Regions from separate parts of the Homo sapiens genome. Here region 2 is linked to region 1. A link is a contact called in ENCODE Hi-C or POLR2A ChIA-PET data. All regions are on one chromosome and are shown on one strand. The core of a region is the stretch at or near the end of the contact, and the rest is flanking DNA. Distances in the headings are between cores, read along the strand shown.

What was found. A loop is a pair of places that touch in the nucleus more often than their neighbours do. ChIA-PET counts read pairs that join two places held with the same protein, here RNA polymerase II (POLR2A). Pooled maps may share reads with other maps.
Region 2: a map of posterior vena cava shows a loop between it and region 1 (2.4-fold over the local background). The contact joins the promoter of PLS3-AS1 here to the enhancer-like site in region 1. A Hi-C loop is called at or near these places in 2 of 168 maps with a recorded cell type or tissue (heart right ventricle and posterior vena cava) and 6 of 50 pooled maps. POLR2A ChIA-PET finds 5 or more read pairs at or near these places in 2 of 52 experiments (HEK293 and Panc1).

Annotation. Positions count from the first base shown.
Region 1 is chrX:115,448,389-115,451,433 of GRCh38, forward strand. LOC124905206 (a long non-coding RNA gene) reads right to left here. Exons shown (of 2, transcript XR_007068305.1): 2 at 1,753-3,045. Among named protein-coding and RNA genes, the nearest start is that of PLS3, 110 kb to the right of the region's middle. Within about 2 kb of position 1,588, at least 2 of the 41 ENCODE cell types and tissues checked have a DNase peak (open chromatin) inside an H3K27ac peak, as active enhancers do.
Region 2 is chrX:115,561,464-115,564,271 of GRCh38, forward strand. It overlaps PLS3-AS1 (PLS3 antisense RNA 1), which reads right to left and starts at 1,268. Exons shown (of 3, transcript NR_110384.1): 1 at 1,163-1,268; 2 at 941-1,067. All of the region lies in intron 1 of PLS3 (plastin 3), which reads left to right. RefSeq lists an enhancer at 485-1,260.

The sequences.
Region 1 (3,045 bases), core at 338-2,837:
ATATGGCCAACAGTTTCACTAAGGATAGAAACCAAAGATTCTCACAAAGGCCAATAAGAAGACACAGACAAAACATTCACGTCAGAATTGTTTATGGCATCAGGAAGATGAAGGTAACCAGAAAGTTCCTCATTAGAAAAGTGGACAGGTAAAATATGGTACACACAAATGTTTCATGAAGTTCTAATGCAGCAGTTAGAAGCAATGCATTAGAATCACTTACCACACCTTAAATAGATCTTTAAAACATACTGCTGAGTAGAAAAGTAGGGCACAGAATGAGATACAATGTGTAACAGAATACCATTTTCCTAAATTAAAACCCATGTGTATAAAAATCTCCACATATTTGGCAGTAACACAAACAAGAATACATATCAAACACATATTCAATGTTAAATAAAATGTCATTTAAATAATTATTTATAGGTTGAAGACAAAAATGGGAGTAGGTTGTGAAGATTAAAATTAATTAATTAATTATTAAACCAAGCTGATTAAGAAGAAACAAAAAACCTAAATAAACTGGTAATCATTAAACTGAGTATGTGAACAAGTCTTCTCCCTTACCATACTCAAAACAGATACCAGGGCCTTGCAGATATACATGCAAGTTTTACTAAAACCATCAGGCAGAGATAGTTACTATTCATAGAACCTAATTTAGAAACTAGAAAGAGAGGGGGTACCCAGCTCATGCCCTGAGGCCTATATACGACTTGGATACCGAATCCAGATGATTTTGGTATAAGAAATATATACAGTATAAGACCAAATTCTCATATGCACATGAGTGCAAAGTATCCTAAACAGAACACAAGAATATCAGCCAGGTGTGGTGGCTCACACCTGTAATCCTAGCAATGTGGGAGACTGAGGTGGGCGGATTACTTGAGCCTAGGAGTTCAAGACAAGCCTGAGCAACACAGTGAAACCCTATCCCCACAAAAAAATATGAAAATTAGCCAGGCATGGTGACACACACCTGTAGTCCGAGCTACTCAGGAGGCTGAGGTGGGAGAATCACCTGAGCCCTGGAAGTCGAGGCTGCAGTGAGCCTTGTTTGAGCCACTGCACTCCAGCCTGGGAGACAGAGTGAGTTTCTGTCTCAAAAAAAAAAAAAAAAAAAGAATACAAGAATATGAAGTTGAACAGTGTATAAAAACCTGATATAATTCAACATGGTAGCATTTTCCACAAGAATGAAAGAATGGGTCAAAATTGGGAAATCTAATTATATAAATTACGATATTAACAGATTAAAGGAAAACTACGTATCATTATTTACACAAGCTTCTATGGATCGGATATGGTTTGTTTGTCCTCACCAAAATTCATACTGAAATTTTATCCCGAATGTGGCAGTGTTGGTAGATGGGGCTTAGTGGGAGGCATTTGGTTCGTGGGGGCAGAGCCATTATGAATGGCTTGGTGCCCTTCTAGAGGTAATGGATGAGTTATTGCTCTCACAAGACTAGATTAATTATCCAGGAATGGATTAATTCCAAGGAGAGTGGGTTGTTATAAAGCCAGGATGCCTGTTGGTTTTGTCTCTTTGCATGTGTCCACTTCCCCTTGACCTTCTCTGCTATGTTATGATGCAACATGTAGCCTTGGCCAGAAGCCAAGGTCGTGTCCTCGAATTTCCTGGCATGCAGAACAACAAGCTAAATAAAATTCTTTTCTTTATAAATTACCTAGTCTCAGACCCAGCAGTCCCATGAGAAATGAAAACATATGCCTCACAAAAACTTATATGCAAAATTTCATAGCAACTTTATTCATAATCTAAAATACCCCTTCAACTGGTAAATTAACAAATACATGGTAGTACATCCATACAATGGAATTCCACTCAGCAACAAAGAACAATCTATTGAAATACATAACAACATGGAGGAATCGTAAACACATTATGCTAAGTGAAAGAAACCAGATACCCAAAATCTACATGCTGTGTAATCCATTTATATGACATTTTGGATAAGACAAAACCATTGGGATGGAGAAGAAATCAGCAGTTTCCAGGGATTGTGCATAAAGAAAGGAGTTGACTACAAAGGGATATTATTTCATATATCTTGTCTGTGGTGATAATTACACAACTCTATGCATTGGTCAAATACTCATAGCATGTACCAAAAATAGTGAATTTTACTCTATATAAATTTTAAAAATAAATAATTTTCATAGGGATAATGAGCAATTCACAAAAGAAGAAATCCAAATGGCCAATAAACCCCTTTCATGGCGTTATTCTAATAAACCCCTTTAACATCACTAATATCAGGAAATGCAAATTTAAAACTACAAAATAACATTTCCCACTCAGAAGACTGGAAAACTTAAGAAGTTGGTTAAAGATTTTGAGAAAAGGGAATTCTCATAAACTGCTGGTGGGAATGGAAATTGACACATTCAGAGAGCAATTTGGTAATATTTTGTAAGGTTGAAGATACATATAATGTATATCTACAATTCTGCTTCTTTGTACCTGGAAGAAATCTAGCACATGTGCACAAGAAGACATGCAACAGAATGCTAAGTGCAGCATTATTTATAATATCAAACATTGGAAGTAATATATATGTCAGTCAAAAGGAGAATGTATAAATAAACTAGTGACATTTTGATGCAATGAAATGATGTTCAGCATTTGAAATGCATGAACAGAGGCCAAGTGTATCAAATAAATAAATATCGATAACTAAATGTTGAGTGAATGAAACAAGCTGCAGAATAACACATGTGGTATGATATTTACATAAAGTTTGAAGACAAGTAAAACAATACTACATATTGTATATTGATAAATACGTACTTAGTAGTCATTTAAAAACTTGAAGTGGAATGATAAACACTAAATTTAGGATAATGATTACCTCTGAGGAGGATTGGAAAGGAATGAGATCTCGGAGAGCCACAAAGAGGTCTCTAACTCTATATGTAATGTTTATTTTCTTCAAAATAAAAATACAAAGAAAATTCGGCAAAATGCTGAGAATTTATTTGTTTTCTTATTTTCTGAATGTTTTGCAAAAAAAA
Region 2 (2,808 bases), core at 18-2,517, 110 kb after region 1:
TGTGAGTGACGGGGAGTTTCCCTACTAGCATCCGCCGCAGACACGTTTTCTGCACTTCACTGTATTAAGTGGTGTTTTCTTACTAGTTGCTCTTAACTTGTTGCCAGTCTTGGGCTGGAGTCCTAGACGCCAGCCCTTGCCCTGATTCCCCTCCGCGGCTGCGGCCCCGAAGTGGAAAGGGAGCGCACAACTTCCCTCTGTCGTCCTTCTCCAGCTACTGCCATCCCCTCTTCCCTCCCGCCCGGACTCAGGAAATCCCGGAGCCAGCAGCCTGCTACTCCTCCAGCCCCCACACGCCCGCCTCGGGTGACCTGGCTGGCTTAAGCCGACCCTGGGGCTCTGGAGAGGGGGGGCCGTGGCCGAGGGAAGGCACGAGGTTTGGGTTGCCTGCCTTCTGCCTGCTTCCCTCCCTTGTCCTTAGCGAGGGCGTCGCGAACGCACCTAGTCTCCCTATGAGTAAGCACTTTTTTTCCTTTCAGTAGGAGAACATCTCTGGGCTAGTAGGACAGTACCTTTCCGTTCTCCCCTGGCCCCACACCCCCTGTCCTTTTTTCAGCTCCTTTGACTTTGCGGCCCCGGGCGCGCGGTCGGGGCGGCGGCAGTCCCGGACCTCTCCCGACTCTTGGAGAGGGAGAGGCAAAGGGGCGACGGGAGGGAGGTAATAGTCTACCCCCCCGCCCTTTCCCCGCACAGCTGCACTTGCCTGTGTTTACTTTTCTCCACCCGCAGTACTTAAGCGCTGTAATGAGAGGCCCGGGGACGCCGACCACCCCCGCCCTGGCTTCTCGCCAGTCCCAAAGTTGCTGCCGCCGTCGCTGCTCCAGTGTGCTGGCGGTTCCGACCGCCGGGCTCCGGGACGTAAGATGATCCCAGCCCGGGAGGTGGAGTGGGGGTTAATGGCATCTGACTCTAGCCTTATGCGATGCTCCTTGCCTCTCACCTGAGCTGCACGATATCCCCAGTGGTGCAGAAGGTTGAACTTTTGCAGAAGGTTGAGCTTGGAGCTAAGTGGGTTGGAGAGCCTCGCCATTTAGCGTCAGACAGACGGGATGCTGGGGGCGCCCGGCCTGTTAAGAGGGATTGGGAGGAGGGAAGGGAGCCTGGCTAACAGTAGGTAGAAAATGTAGGGAAAAGTAAAAACCATTGAGGGGCAAGCACTTACTCCACTTTGCTGGATGTCACAATGGACTGGGGAGCCTAAACTTGATCCTCGAGATGCAGTTCATGGTGAATTCCAACTAAGTGGCTGGAGCCCCACACATACCAGTTGGAATCACGTGCCCCAAGTCTCTGATGGTCACATGACGTCTTTTTACTTTAAAGCTGGAATGTAATGGTTGAGGCCCATATTCCAAAAACCACCTCTACGTTTGAAAAAAAAAAAGGTGGGGAGGAGTGTGAACTAGCTTCTAATCAAGGAAGTCTACTAGGATTTTGGATGAGGGGACCAGAAAGGGAATTTGGTGCTCAGCTTTTATCCAAAACAAAAACAGGAGCTGTTTTTAAAATAAGGGATTGAAATATATGTGAGCTGGGACATGTATCTCCTCTCTTCTTCAATCTCATGGTTTTTCTAAATTTAAAAAACATCTTACTAATTATTTTCTAGGGAAGTCATCCTATTACTCATGCCTCATTTTGTCCCTGAATACTAGATTTGAAGCTAAATCCCACAAGATAGTGTTAAAAAGTAAGGCTCTGTTCATCTTCCTTGGTCTGGCCTATATTCTAATTGAACTGTTCCCTATTTTAGGCAACTACTTAAAGGTAGTAAATAACCTCTTGACTAAAATTAACCACCAGTTATTTGTGGTTTTCAATTAACTGGATTAGAAATCATGCACAAAAACAGTGGATAGTAAATTTGATACATCGAGTTGGTTGGGTTTTTGCCTGTCAGTGGTTTGGTAGAATAATGAGAGGACACTGAAACAACTTTCCCATATTGACCTATACCCGCCCAAGTGGCCCAAGTTAAGGTTGCTTCTGGGAAAACGTGGCAATTTGGCTATTCAGATTATATATTACAGAGTATAGAAGAGAGGCAGAGGAGCCTCTGAGGTCAGGAGTTTAAAAGCTTTGCTTATCTGAAAAAAAAAGAAAAAACGGACCTGGTTGATGCATATTCAGTCTTGAAAACAACTAGGGCAGAAGATATTTAAGAGATTCTGACTTTGTATTCTTTTGCCAAAAACCCTTTGTCTCCTGCAGCAGCCTCTGAATGACCGGAGCACTCCAGTTTCTTGCTGTTCATCCGTTTCTGAGCCTGAAAACTAGAACAACCTTAAAGCACATTGTTCTGACCCCAAGGCTAGCCTTGTGGCACAGATGAGCTGGAAATGGATTTAAGGTGCACCTGAGTTACTAGAGTTAACTACACTGGTAGATAGACCCCTCTAGTGGAAGTGAGGTGATAATATAATTTTAGATCGAAATAATAAATGTTTAACCTCAAAAAAAGGAAGTTATTACCACTCAACTAGGTTACAGTGGTAGGGGGATAAGTTCTTTTTTAAGTATTGTGAAATCATGTCTAAACAGAATCATCGCTAGGCTCTAGTCCACAGCTTTTCATTGTCTTGGGATGCCTACTCATTGAACACCACCCCCAATATTGCTGACTTTTTTTGGTGGTATGATCTAATGAGCCCAAATTTTTATTGAAATTAGGGGGCTGGGAGTCAAATTCTTGATTTTTACTGTTAGATCTAGCAGATAGCAACCCCTTTACCTGAGGTGGGGAGCTATTAATAAATAAATAACACTTTGCCTTGACTTAATACAGACGATCAACATTGAAGTCCAAAG